2 separate regions of the Homo sapiens genome follow, and region 2 is linked to region 1. A link is a loop called in an ENCODE intact Hi-C map of the cell type or tissue named here. Cell type or tissue: ovary. All regions are shown on one strand. Each heading gives the region's core, and the rest is flanking DNA. Links, peaks and the distances in the headings are about the cores only.

Region 1 (8,020 bases), core at 1,260-6,259:
TGGGGTTTTTGTTTTTTCAAATGTTACTAATTTGTTTCCCTTTCCAGCTGAAGAAATAGTGACCAGGGGAGTAAATATTCTCAGGCCACTGTGTTTGTATATTATGGACAATCAAGAAAGAACTAGGGTATGTTAGAGACAGAACTCCAGAGGTCAGGTCATCTCCGTCTACTCACTTGGTGGACTTGGCTAAGTCACGTGATCTCTCTGGGCCTCCATTTCTTCATCTATAAAATGGACTAATACTTTCAACCTAGTACATGAAAGAAAATATGCTGATTGAACCAATCCTACTCCTGTTGCAACCTCACACCAGAGCACAGGCTGGGTGTTCATGTATGTTCCCTTGCCTGGTCTCTGGCTTTCCCTCTAGGAGATATCCTTCTTAACTCTGGTGCTCCTGGGAGCTGGGCTAAAGCTGATCTCTCGATTCTTGCCTCTGCCCAGTTTCATTGCAGGCAGCCTCCACTGAACTATGCCCACATCATCATCCCTGAATGGAAGATCTATAGCATGATGAGGTTCAATCAAATCCTGCTAAACAAACAAACAAAAAGCCACTGGCCTGATCGGTTGTAATATATTCTTTACAAAGTCCTTTATGATACTTATCTTAGTAAAAAATGGTGTTAAAACTTTGCCATATATGCCAGGCATGGTGGCTCACGCCTGTAATCCCAGCACTTTGAGAGGCCGAGGCAGGTGGATCACCTGAGGTCGGGAGTTCGAGTCCAGCCTGACCAACATGGAGAAACTCTGTCTCTACTAAAAATACAAAATTAGCCGGGCGTGGTGGCGCATGCCAGTAATCCCAGCTACTCAGGAGGCTGAGGCAGAAGAACTGCTTGAACGTGGGAGGCAGAGGTTGCAGTGAGCCCAGATTGCACCATTGCACTCCTGCCTGGGCAACAAGAGCGAAACTCCATCTCAAAAACAAAAACAAAACAAAAAAAAACCCCCAACTTTGCCATATTGCTTATGTGGTATATCTTAATCTATAACAAAGTGACACCCGTGTCAGCCAGCCTACACCCCTGGAAATCAGCCTTCCTTGCTTAGGGCTCCAGCAAGGCTCTCCCCACCCTAGCTGGTCTCCTGGGAAAAAGAGGAATTCAGGCAGCAACAGTCAAGCAAGCAGGTGCTTCAGCAAGCAAGTAATCCATCTCAAGAAGCCGTAACCAGCGATCGTTCAACAATTCTTAGGAGTCTTGTGAAGTCTGCAAGCTCCATAAACGAGGGCTCTTGCATGTCCTCAGGTGAGCTCTGCTTTGTTGTCATCTTATTGAAGTGGACCCACAGCAGCAAGGTGAGCAAAGCCAAAGGAAGCCCCCTGCCTGAGTCTAGCTCAGGTGAACTGACAGTCCAGACAGGACAACCGAGAGGGACCCTGTTTTCATACTGCTATAAAGAGCTGCCCATGGCCAGGCGTGGTGGTGGGCGCCTGAGGCAGGAAAATCACTTCAACCCAGGAGGTGCGGGTTGCAGTAAGCCAGATCACACCACTGCACTCCAGCCTGGGTGACAGAGTGAGACTCTGTCTCAAAAACAAAACAAAACAAAAAGGCCGGGCACGGTGGCTCACATGTGTAATCCCAGCACTTTTGGTGGCCGAGGTGGGCAGATCACTTGAGGTCAGGAGTTGGAGACCAGCCTGGCCAACATGGTGAAACTCCGTCTCTACTAAAAATACAAAAATTAGCTGGGCGTGGTGGTGTGTGCCTGTAATCCCAGCTACTTAGGAGACTGTGTCAGGACAATCGCTTGAACCTGGGAGGTGGGGGTTGCAGTGAGCCGAGATCACGCCACTGCACTCCAGCCTAGGTGACAGAGTGAGACTCCATCTCAAAACAAAACAAAACCAAAAAACTACCCAAGACTGGGTAAGTTAGAAAGGAAAGAGGTTTAATTAACTCACAATTCTGCATGACTAGGGAGGTCTCAGGAAACTTACAATCACGGCAGAAGTGGAAGCAAGGCACCTCTTTCACAAAGCAGCAGAAAGAAGTGTGGAGTGATGGGGGAAGAGCCCCTTATAAAACCATCTGATTTCCTGAGAACTCACACACTATCATGAGAACGGCATGGTGGAAACCACCCCTACGATTCAATTACCTCCACCAGGTCTCTCCTTTGACACGTGGGGATTATGGGGATTACAATTTAAGATGAGACTTGGGTGGGGACACAAAGCACCTAACCATATCAGCCCTAAAGCCATGGCTGGAGAAGGCTCCTGCCAGAAGTCCACCCCGAAGCCCTCAGACTCCACTGTGGCCTTTCCTCACTCTGCTTCCTATCTCCATTTTTCTTTCCCTGAAGGAGGTTGCTCTATCAATGCCTCCCGTGACAACACATGCCCCCTCCTCCCCCACCCCCCAGGCTCAGCGATAAGGAAGCTGGTGCCCTGAATCCCTGCCCCACCCAAGACTCTTTCCTTTTCTTCCCACTTAGTCTACTTGAAACTCCTCTCTGTATTTTTTTAATTAAGTTACCCACCTCAGCTTTGTTTCTCAAAGGCTTTAACTTTTCCGGGAAGAGCTGCAATCGTTTCTTGGCAGGAGTAGTTTCAGGTTTGCATTGCTCTGAAAGAGACTCTCAGAAACACGGGACCTCCATTTTGGTGTCAGCACCGCACGCACCCCCACCCAAGCCAGCACCGTGGCTGGAAAGCTTACGTATAGGATAAGGGATGTGGGTGGAGTGGGAATTGACGTGGAGGATGTTGGAGATCAGATCAACAGATGCTACAAAAAAACCCAACCCCTCCCCACCGAAAGACGGCAATACTCAGGCTAGGAGCCGCTGCACTAGGTGCTAGGGACCCACTGAATTTTCACCAGAGCAGTGGCTTGGTCAGATCTCTATTTCCAGAAACATCGCCCTGGAATCCTTTCCTTGGCGTGGAAGGAGAAGTTGACCCCGAAGAGTTACTCAGTCAAGGGCGACTCATTGCTCCACTCTAAGGTTTCTCTAAGCACAGGGCGGTGGCGAAAGGGAAGGGCTGCAGGGTGGAGTCCGGCACCAAGACCTCCCGGCCCGGCTTCTAGCAGCACACGGACGCTTGAGATGATTTCTTCTGAAAACGGGCAGTGGTTGAAAACCACTGCTTCAAAACACAGACTGGAGGAGTGGTAAATACTAACGAGGAGTTTTAGCAATGGACTCTGTTAACAGAGTCTGGTCGCCTGAGAAGGGCCTCGGAGGACTGGCCAGGTTGGAGAACGATTTCAACTGCGTACTGGACGACACACAGAAGACTGCGGGGAGCCTTAGCCCCTACCCGGCCTGCAGTGCTCTCTGGGGCACACGGCAGCCCCACGACGCCTTTGGGTTTCTTCGAGCGCTACTCGCACGCACCAGCGCCCACACAGCTGCAACGCCAAACGCCCGCCAGCACCTTAGGGCCGCGGGAGTCCCTTCCCCAGGCCCGCCCCACACGCCGGCCTTTTCTGCCGCTTCCCAAGCCGGAGCCAATCAGCGCTCAGCAGCGACCGGCAGGGACGACCAATCGACTTATCCTGCGTTGTGCTAAAGACCTAGAAATCGAGCGTGGTACATTCGATCGACGGAACGTCTGGGCCCTAGTGCTAAGTTGGGTGACTGTTCGGTGGTTGTCTCGGGGGGTTGCAGGAAGATCCTGTTTCCTTGGCGTAGAAGGAGAGGTTGACCCCGAAGAGTTAAGATTCTCGAAGCACACTATTTATCCGTGGCCCTCCTCCTCCTTCGCGGGGTAGCTTGGGGCAAGTCATCTATTCTCTCTAGATCTGTGTTCTGCCTAAAAATTAATGAATGGGACAAAATGGTCTCTACAGTCCCTTGTTTATCCTGGCCCTGCAAATCCAGGATCGCTGCCGTTGTATCTCAGTCTGATGTCGGTGGTCTTGCGCTGGCCGGTGTTCTGAAACTTTGTCGGCAGTAACATGCACTCCAGTCAGTCTCTTCAGTCCAGGACACCATCGCCGGGGAAACTGAGGCATAAGAAAAATAAAAATGAGCATTGTCCATCCACAAATATGTATTGTGCTCCCGTTGTGTATCTGGCACTGCCCTGGTGCTGGGTCCCCTATGAGAAACAGGCATGGTCCTTGTGCCCCTAGTTATAAACTATGTCACTTCCATCAGACTCTGAGATCCCCAGGGAGGAGCTGTACTCTCATCAAGCTGCTCTCATCAGCAGACAGGAAGGAGACAGACTTGTAGGCCTGCATGCTCCTGTGCTCCTCTTGAACTCCCAGCTCAGCCACTGGCTGCCTTTTACCCACAGATCTGAAAGGAGCCAGGGCGGACAGGCTCCAGCAGTACCTCTTTTCTTGAGGAAGCCACCTTCTCCTGGCTGTCCAACCCTGAAAGGACCTTGGAAGTTTGGGGGAGTCCCTCTTGGCACTCTGATTTATCCAGAATGCACCTAATCACCCTCTACACATGCACACCCGCCCCCCCCCCCCCCCCGACACACACTCCTCCAGCCTGATACCCTGCTGGGGTTCTTTTGCAGAGTTTTGTCTTGAGGTCATCAGAGAGGTCGTGCTCCATGGGGCATTGAAGCACCACAGAGAAAAACCCCTGCAAGGCCAGGAAAGCATCTGAGAGGCATCTGAAGTCAGAAGGCCTGTGCCGGAATCCTAGCTGTTTCTGGCAGTGTGGTCTGGGTAATTTAACTTCTACCAGCACCATGTGTATAAATGAACATCATCACAGCACATACCTCACAGATTGCTGAAAGGATTAAATGAAATGATGGATATAACTCACTTGCAGCATGCCTGGCAGAGACATATAGTAAATGGGCAAGAATTGGGAGCTACTGTTATTATTGTGTTATTGTGATTATATTCAGCAGGAAGGAGGCCTCCCAGGCTAGGCGCCAGTCCTTGATGAGAAGGTGCCCACTTTATGTCCTCTCCTGTTTCTAACTCTCCTCTTCTGCCTTCTGTGGTCCCAGCTGAGTGGCTGTACCTCAGCAATATCCAGTTTCCTGCCTCAGAACATGAAGCCCAGATATACAAGCTGAAGGAGGGTGCCACATTTGAGAGGCAAGGGAAGATCAGGCGGGGACCCTGTGCTTCAGAGCTTTGGTCACATCCGCAAGGAGCACAGCAGGCCCTACCAGATAAACAGACAAAATCAGGAGGGCTCCAAGGTGGGACAGAGAAGGAAGATTGTTAAAAATTGAATCTGCTAGACTGGGCGTGGTGGCTCACACCTGTAATCCCAGCACTTTGGGAGGCCGAGGCAGGCGGATCACGTGAAGCCAGGAGTTCGAGACGAGCCTGGCCAACATGGCAAAACCCCATCTGTACTAAAAATACAAAAAATTAGCCAGGCGTGTGGTGCGAGCCTGTAGTCCCAGCTACTCGGGAGGCTGAAGCACAGAATTGCTTGAACCCGGGAGGTGGAGGTTGCAGTGAGCTGAGATCATACCACTGCAGTCTATCCTGGGCAACAGAGCAAGACTCTGTATATTTTAAAAAAAAAGGCAAAAATTGAATCTGCTGTGCCCAACCAAGCCATCAGCTGATCAGCTGTGGGGTCCTGCCCTGAATCATTTACTCCTCACCCTATCTCTGGGACCATCAGGGCAGGCAGGCAGCAGCAGATGTTTTCCAAGCTCTACTGCTCCCAGGCCAGCATGACATCTGCAGTGACCATTTTAACAGGCTGGACACCCTCGTGTCCCCCTACCACTTATCCTTGGCCCACTTGCCACTTGTGCCTTACCCAGTGGGGAGGGAGTGGCAAGGCCTTGGCTCTGGGTTCCACAGGTAGAGTTTTGCAGAGGAGTCCAGTGAACTCATTCTTTACAAAACCTACCCAGGCCTGCTTTCAGCCACCCCTCCTGCTAAGATTATATGTAATATATAATATTATATATAATTTTTTATAGAGACAGGGTCTTCCTCTGTCACCCAGGCTGGAGTACAGTGGCATGAACACAGCTCACTACAGCTGCAAACCCCTGGGCTCAAATGATCCTCCTATCTCAGCTTCTTGAGTAGCTAGGACTACAGGCATGCACCACCAGGCCTAGCTTTTTTTTTTTTTTTTTTTTTTCTGTAGAGATAAGGTCTCACTGTCTTGCTCAGGCTGGTCTGGAACTCCTGGCCAAGCCATCCTCCTGCCTTGTCCTCCCAAAAATGCTGGTATTACAGACATGAGCCACCGTGCCTGGCCAAGAGACTATATATTTTGAGCAGCTGCTGGAAAGCGGGGACTAAGTTCTGGTCTGAGGAGAACTTCCTGGGCGTCCAGGAAAGAAATATCTGACATTGTTGGTGCACAGTGAGTATAGTCCTCACTGGTCACCCAGAGGACAGGGTGTGGCTCCCTCCACAGTGTAGCTCCCTAGCCCCCAAAAGCTGGACCTGGGCTCTCCCCAGTCACCAGAGATCCCTCTCCTTCGTCCCCAACAAAGTGTTTGGCTGGCTGCAGCAACTGTGCAGACCCTGACTAGTGGACATTCCTAAGTACCAGGGGCTCGCCTTGTGTCCCGCCAGGCTGGTCCAGAAGGCTGTTGCGGGCAGGTGGGATAAGAAATTCAGGAAGCTGAAACAGCCAGAAGGTGGAACCTGGCCGGCTCGGGGGAACTGCCTGTGGAATGGCCCAGCGCTGAATGAGTGGAACAGTGGGTGGGCCTTGAAAGCGAACTCAGGAGATGGGGCGTTGTGTATAGGCAAGTCGCTAACCGGGAGCCCCGCGCCTCATTCCGACTGGATCAGGGGGCCCCGCCTGTCCACGGTCCCCATGCGCGGTGCGCTCCCCCTCCTAGGGCCGTAATTGCCGCAGCCATCCCTACGCGTCTCCAGCCCCCGTCGTCTTTGTCCATTCGGTTCCGAGGCCGCGCTTGGACTGGGGCGCCCACGACTGACCCCGGAGGCACAGCGAACGGGGCAGCTGCAGGGACTCCCTGTCCTGCAGGCGACTGGGCTCCCGCGAGGCAGCAGGTGCCGAGGACTAGCAGCAGATCTGGTGTGCAGAACCCTGGATTCGAGTCCCGGCTTCAGAGACCCTCGGCTGTGTGACGTGGAGGCGTCGGCCGCCCTCTGAGAGCCTTCGTGGATGACAGCTGATGCTTGGGCCTACCTTCCTCGGCTGCTGAGAGGCTCAGAAGGGACCGCGTGTAAAACGCCTTGGAATCTTAAATCTACTTAATTCCATTTACCTGCTTCCCAGAAACGGTCCATGGCTTCCGTCCCGGTCATAGCGCTGCGCAGCGGGACCGTTCTGCCCCGCTGCCCTCGAACAGCCCGTCCGCGCTCCATTGCCCCTCCAGGTGCCGTTATTTTGCCTTTTAACCTGGGGCGGGAGGTTTTAGACGAGGCTGCAAGTCTGGGCCAGCGGGGACCTGAGGGTCCCTTGCAACCAGCACCCGCGACGGTGTCTACACTGGAATTCCAAGGAAAAGAGGGCTCCAGGGGCGCGACCAAGGTTTGGTCTTCTGCTGAGCGCTGCTGGATGAATCGCCAGCCTTCGCCCGCGGCCCCCTCCTCCTCATCCCTGACCCCAACTCGACAAGATCCCCCGAGCGCAGGCCCAAACTCCGCACAGCTTGTGGGCCGTGAGGTCCGGGTCTCGAAGCTCGGTCCCGCTGGGGCTGTCCCTCCGCCTCTACTTCCAGGGTAAAGACCGCGGAACCAGGCGGGGGTCTGGGGAGCCTGGCTGCGACCTCGGCTGCAGGCTTCCGCAGCTGCTTCCAGGGTGCTGTCCACCCCGTGGTGCTGAAGTGCCCCACGCCCCTCCGCCACCTACCGGAAGCCGCGTCCGCGCTACAGCCTCCACTCAGGATTCGACCCGAACTCCAAGACGCGTCCGCACTGGTCCAACAACCCTCATGGATCGTCGCCTGCCTCAACTGTTTAGACCACCGCGGGTTTCACCCGGAAGCACCGGGGAGGTCGGAGCTTGCCTGAGAGGCTCAGCGAAGGTCCATGCCTTGTTCAGTCCCAGGCAGTGCGGGACAGGTGGGCGAAGCTCGAACCCCATGCTCTGTCCCGGCACTGGCAGGAATTCACTTATTATGGAG
Region 2 (5,000 bases), core at 1-5,000, 1.4 Mb after region 1:
AACACACACACACTACAGATAAGGCTTTTTTAGAAAACACATTAGCTAACAGGTGATATGGAACTTCAAGTGTTTTGTTATATAGCATGGATGTTTTATTTTGCATATCGGAACATAAAGCCATTTTACAACTGTGAAGTGTGTGGATGCTCTTTATTACTGACTTGTCATTTCTTGGCTCTGCAACGGCCTCTGCCTCTTTTTTGCTGGTATTCTTTTTCTCAAGTGTCAGGTAAGGCCCTCAGTACCTCTGAACATGTGTACCGTGGAGCCTCTGAGCTCACAGTGAAGTCACCTAGGACCACAGAGCAATTGCACCTTTGATCTCATGCTACTCCCTGGGTTATGAATCTGGACTCCAGGGTCCACAAAGACCCCAGAAGGGCGGGCAGGCAGTAAAGCAGGAATCTGTCTCCTTTCAGCAGTCAACACATAAGCTGGCCATTTGGGGGAAGTGGTCTCGTAAGTAGGGAATTCCTGGTGGGATTTATGCAGCTGCTTCAGAAAAGGAACTGAAGAGCAGGTTTGAGTCAGTGCGGGGGGCTTCCTGGAGCAGTCAGGGGCATGAGCTCATCACCACCATCACCCCAGAATGGGTGAGTCAAGGCCTGGCAAAGTCCCCATTCGCCTGCACCTTTGCCAGGTCCCTAAAGCTTGGCCACAAGATGGAGAGAGGAAAAGCAAGGTGAAATCCAGCCCAGGTTCACCCTAGATTGGAAGAGGCAGGCATAGGAAGGCGCTGCTGGGTCTCCCTCCTTACAGCCTTGCCACCTGCCCTGCCCCTCATTGCTCCTTCCCCAAAGCTGCTTACCCGCATCCACCATCTCCACTGCAGGCTGGTCTAGGAACCCAGGAAAAGAGAAGGCAAGGGAGGCATGCCCTTGAATCCTTGCCCTGTCAGGACTGAGATGAGACTTCCTGCTGGGTAAAGACTCAACCTTGTCTCCTGTTTCTCCAGAGTCCTTTTGTGGCTCTAGGCTGCTCTCTGGCTGGACTTCTTCCTGCAGAACAGGAAGCCAAGCTCCATCCTCCCTTAGCTGCTGGCGCACACCTTGGGATTCTTGGTCATGGAGAAAGATGTTAACTGAGCTTGGCTCAGGGGACAGGGAAGTGAGAGGGCTCTTCCTAACTCCCACCTGCTGCGCTCTTTTCTTTCTGGGTGAAGACAGCACATCTGGGACACTCCACACCTTCTAGAGCCCAGGCAGAGGGCTGGGGGCAACGCGGATGTTCCCAGGTTCTCTCCAAACACATGGTTGGCTGAGTCTGACATGAAGAAAGCCACTTCTTAAAGGGGTATTTTGCCTCGAGGCAGCCCACGGCTTCCTGCCAGCTTCCTGGGAAGCGTGAGGTCCCTGGGCTTCCCCACCTGGGCATGGCCAGAGCCGGGCCTGCAGTGGGATTTGTGGAACTTTCCTGCGCCTCTGAATCAACAGCTCAATAAAAAGGGGGCACATGGGATATCCTGAAACAAAGGGCACCATTCAGGAGCGCCAACAGGTCATACATCATCGGCCAGAAACCTGCCACATGAAAAGGGTCTGCTTCTGCTGTGCCCTGCCTGGGAAGGGGACAAAAGCCAATTAACGTTCAGCTGCATGTCCACGGGAAGGCAGCCTTGGGGGCTGTGCTCTCCAGCCCAGGGCCAGGCCCCTGGGGAGAAGCCAGGGCAGGCCTCTCAGCAGCAACTCAGCCACAGACAGTTGGCCCTCAACCGTAGAAGAGCCTGGAATAACAAAAGGGAGAAGGGAAAGAGAAGCTGGGTCAGACTGACAAATTGTTAAAAAACCAAACCAACTTCCAGCCTTGGCTGGGCCTCAGGGGGTCAAGAGGCCTCGGCTCGCCCCACTAATGGAGCCTGCTGGAGGAGTAGCAGCCCAGCCTCGCAGTGTCTTATCTTACAACATAAAATTAAAACCCACTTAAAAGGCCGGAGGGCATGTTAACATTCCCCCTGCTGTCTAATTGAAGTAGTTCCCAGCGCAAAGGATTTCACTTGAAAGATGTCTCTGTCCCAGCCCGGGTCTCCAGCTCAGCCAGCAGGGGAAAGGGGTTGGCGGGGTCGGGGGAGAGGGGGCAGAGGCTGTTTGCTTGCCACCCCCACCCAGGCGGCAGGTGGCGACAGCAAAGGTTAGAACAGTCTGGGTTGTTTTGTATTTTTTAAAAATTTACAAATTCATTAGCAGCTATGTCAGCAGAGGCCACACTCCTGACAAGAAGACCTGGTAATGATTCAAACGTGGTGAGTCCTGCAGTGAAACCTGGCTGTTCCTGCAGCCAAGAGATTTCCATGCCATCCCCCGGCAAGCCCTCTCTCCCCCCACGCAAATCTATGACAGGTCTCCAAGGCATACGGAACCAATCAGGGACATCCTGTCAAGGTGATGAACTTGCACTGGCCATCCCGAGTAATGGGAACCAGTCAGCCTGAAGCCGGCCTGGACTGAAAGCCAAGGTGACAGCTATTAAGCAATTGTGCGCCGAACAAAATGGCAAAGCGGCCGGGTAATCAATTCAATTTCGATGGGCAACCCGAGCAACCGCAGCGGCTGTCGCAGCTGATTAGGGAGGACCGGGCTGGAGCTTTCAATGCGAGCCCATCACAGATCAGAAACAGGCCCGGGATGAAAAGGGAAAGAACCGTCTCCTGAGAAGCAGGCGATGAAGGACTCTGTTTTATGTGACTGTGTTCTTCCTCCTCTCCTTGAAGAAAGAGGAGAAAAAAAAAGCAAGCAGTTTGGAGATTAGATAGTTTTCTTTTCAGCCATTTATCATTATGAAGGAAAGTAGACAGCGCAGGGGCGGAAGAATCTCCAGTGGGATTTCTGCGAAGTCTCACTCGGAAGGGCCAGGTTTACATGATGCAGCTCAAACAGCCCTGCTTATCACAGCAGCCTGACGGGGTCTGCAGAGCATCGAGGGTTCCTCTTCTGTAACAAGGGCGAACAGGCCCCAGTGCCCCCAGGAGTACAGAAATTCTCCTGCGGAAACCCCAAACCAGCAGACTGCATCATTTGTGAAAGTTAAAGCCTGAGTCAGAATAATGGGGAGAGGAGGAAAAACGGGAAAGGAAAAGACGAGGGGATTGTGCACGGTCCCTGCAGGGGAGGCCCCCGTGGTGGCCCCCCGTTTCTCCCTGGCCCAGGTTGGCGCAGCAGGGGTGCCTGCTGTGTCTGCTGGCCTGTCAGCACTGATCCCAGTCTGATGGCAGGCCCTGGCAGCCTGCTTGAACATTCTAGGCTTGTGTTTGGTTGTTCTGTGCCAGGGTTTTGGGGTGCAGAGCAAGGGGCACCCACAGGCACAGAAGCCGAGAGAGAGAGGCCAGCCATGGGGATGTGGAGGGGATGGAAGAGGCTTGAGAACAGATGGCAAGGGACGCAGAACCAGGAGGAAAAGGGCCATTTTGAAGTCAAGGGTGGGTCCAAACCTCTGGGGCAGGAGGGCTCAGGGCTGGGACTGGGCCGGTGGTGAGGGAGGAAGGCTGACCACCTCCTCTTTGGAAAACTAGAGCAATGGGTGCATATTCAGATAATTCTTAGAAGAATCACAAATGGAGAATTAACCTCACTAGTCATCTAAAATGCAAATTGAAGTGATAACATGCCACTTTCATCTACCAGATTAGTGAACATTTAAGAAAAGGGGTTGGGAGCCTCTCTCAGCCATTGCTAGTGGGAGTACAGATTGACATGGTTTTTCTGGAACGAGCAATTTGGTAGCATGGACAAAGACTCTAAAAGTGTTCATTCCCTAAAGAAAATAACCAGGAATGCGGACATAGTTTAATACTGTATGATATTCATTGTGATTTTACTTTTTAATAGCCCCAAACTGGCTGAAAGTAAATTGGTAAATTATGAGATACATTCTGGAATATGATGCTGTCATTGAAATCATGTTTACAAAGGGCCCTTAATGATATGAGACTTGATTTAAAACTAAGTGAAAAAAAAGGATCCTAATATAGAGTACAATTTCAAGAACATTTGAAGTGAAAACAAAAAGATTGGTGTGTAGCCAAACTATAGATCATTACATAGCAGTTAACAAGGGGATGAACTATATCTGTATATACATGAAATACTATGTGAAAAAAAGTTCCTGACATATGGTCTCCCATGTGTATGCAATACAAAACAAAAAAACACTCCGGAGGTCCCAACATCGATTAAGCAGAAATGTCCAGGAGATGGGGTGCATTTATGTGTATATGATGTATGCATGTATGATGTATGTGTATGACGTGTATTTGTGTGTGTGTGTTAGGGACACAGACATGATTTAGAAGAAACTGCTTATGATGATTCCCTCATATATCTCTGTTTCGTTTAACTTATTACAATGGGCACGTATTATTTCTGCAATTAAAAGATTTAATTAAATTAAAAAAAAACTTGTGATTGTAGAAGTACCCAAAGAAAAGAAAAAGAAGAAAGGCTAAAAGAAACTGTGCCCAGTGCTAACGGCAGTAACGTCAGGAAGTGCTGGATCTGCTGAATCGCTGCCCGGGTGGACAAAGGTTGACTTCTGGGCCTCCTCCCCGTGTTTGTTTTCCTCCCCTCCCTGGCTGTCCGCCTCAGACACCCTGCTCCTGCCCAGGCCTGCAATGCTGCTGTTGTTCAGGCTGGGGCTTTAGCATTTTCCACTCCTCCCTAGGTCCTCTCCCTGGGTGACGGCATCTGTTCCCACGGCTTCTCTCACCAACATATGCCAACGAACCTCAAGTCCGATCTCATTTCGGTCTCCTGATACCATCTTCTGGACATCTCTGCCAGAAAGAGATGTTAAGTCCTCCAATTCAGACTGGAACCCAGACTCTCCCTCCAGGCCTCCCTCACATCCTCCGTTTTGGTAATGGCACCACCAGCCAGCATCCAGTTGCTCAAGTCAGAAGCCTGGGCTTCAGCGCCAACTCCCTCCTCTCCCTACCTGCCCACCCCAAATGCTCACCAAACTGCAGATTCTACCTCCTAAAGATTTTCTACATCTCTACACGTTTC

Evidence for each region. Peaks named below come from ENCODE experiments on the same cell type or tissue, not always from the same donor. Only the 100,000 strongest peaks of a DNase experiment are listed, where the experiment ranks them.
Region 2: a loop joins it to region 1, with 12 times the contacts of the local background. A loop is called at or near these places in 1 of 110 quality-filtered maps.

What each region holds. Positions count from the first base shown.
Region 1 is chr17:60,132,260-60,140,279 of GRCh38, forward strand. LOC100996660 (a long non-coding RNA gene) reads right to left here and starts at 3,385. Exons shown (of 3, transcript NR_187530.1): 1 at 2,497-3,385; 2 at 177-253. RefSeq lists enhancers at 3,057-3,116, 3,227-3,326, 6,797-7,330, 7,865-8,020. In ovary, for the core only: no CTCF peak of the experiment used is centred there; a DNase peak (open chromatin) is centred at 3,442; H3K4me3 peaks cover 1,389 bases; H3K27ac peaks cover 634 bases.
Region 2 is chr17:61,484,973-61,489,972 of GRCh38, forward strand. It overlaps TBX4 (T-box transcription factor 4), which reads left to right. Exons shown (of 9, transcript NM_001321120.2): 9 at 1-138. Among named protein-coding and RNA genes, the nearest start is that of TBX4, 35 kb to the left of the region's middle. RefSeq lists enhancers at 1,115-1,977, 1,978-2,840. In ovary, for the core only: no CTCF peak of the experiment used is centred there; no DNase peak of the experiment used is centred there.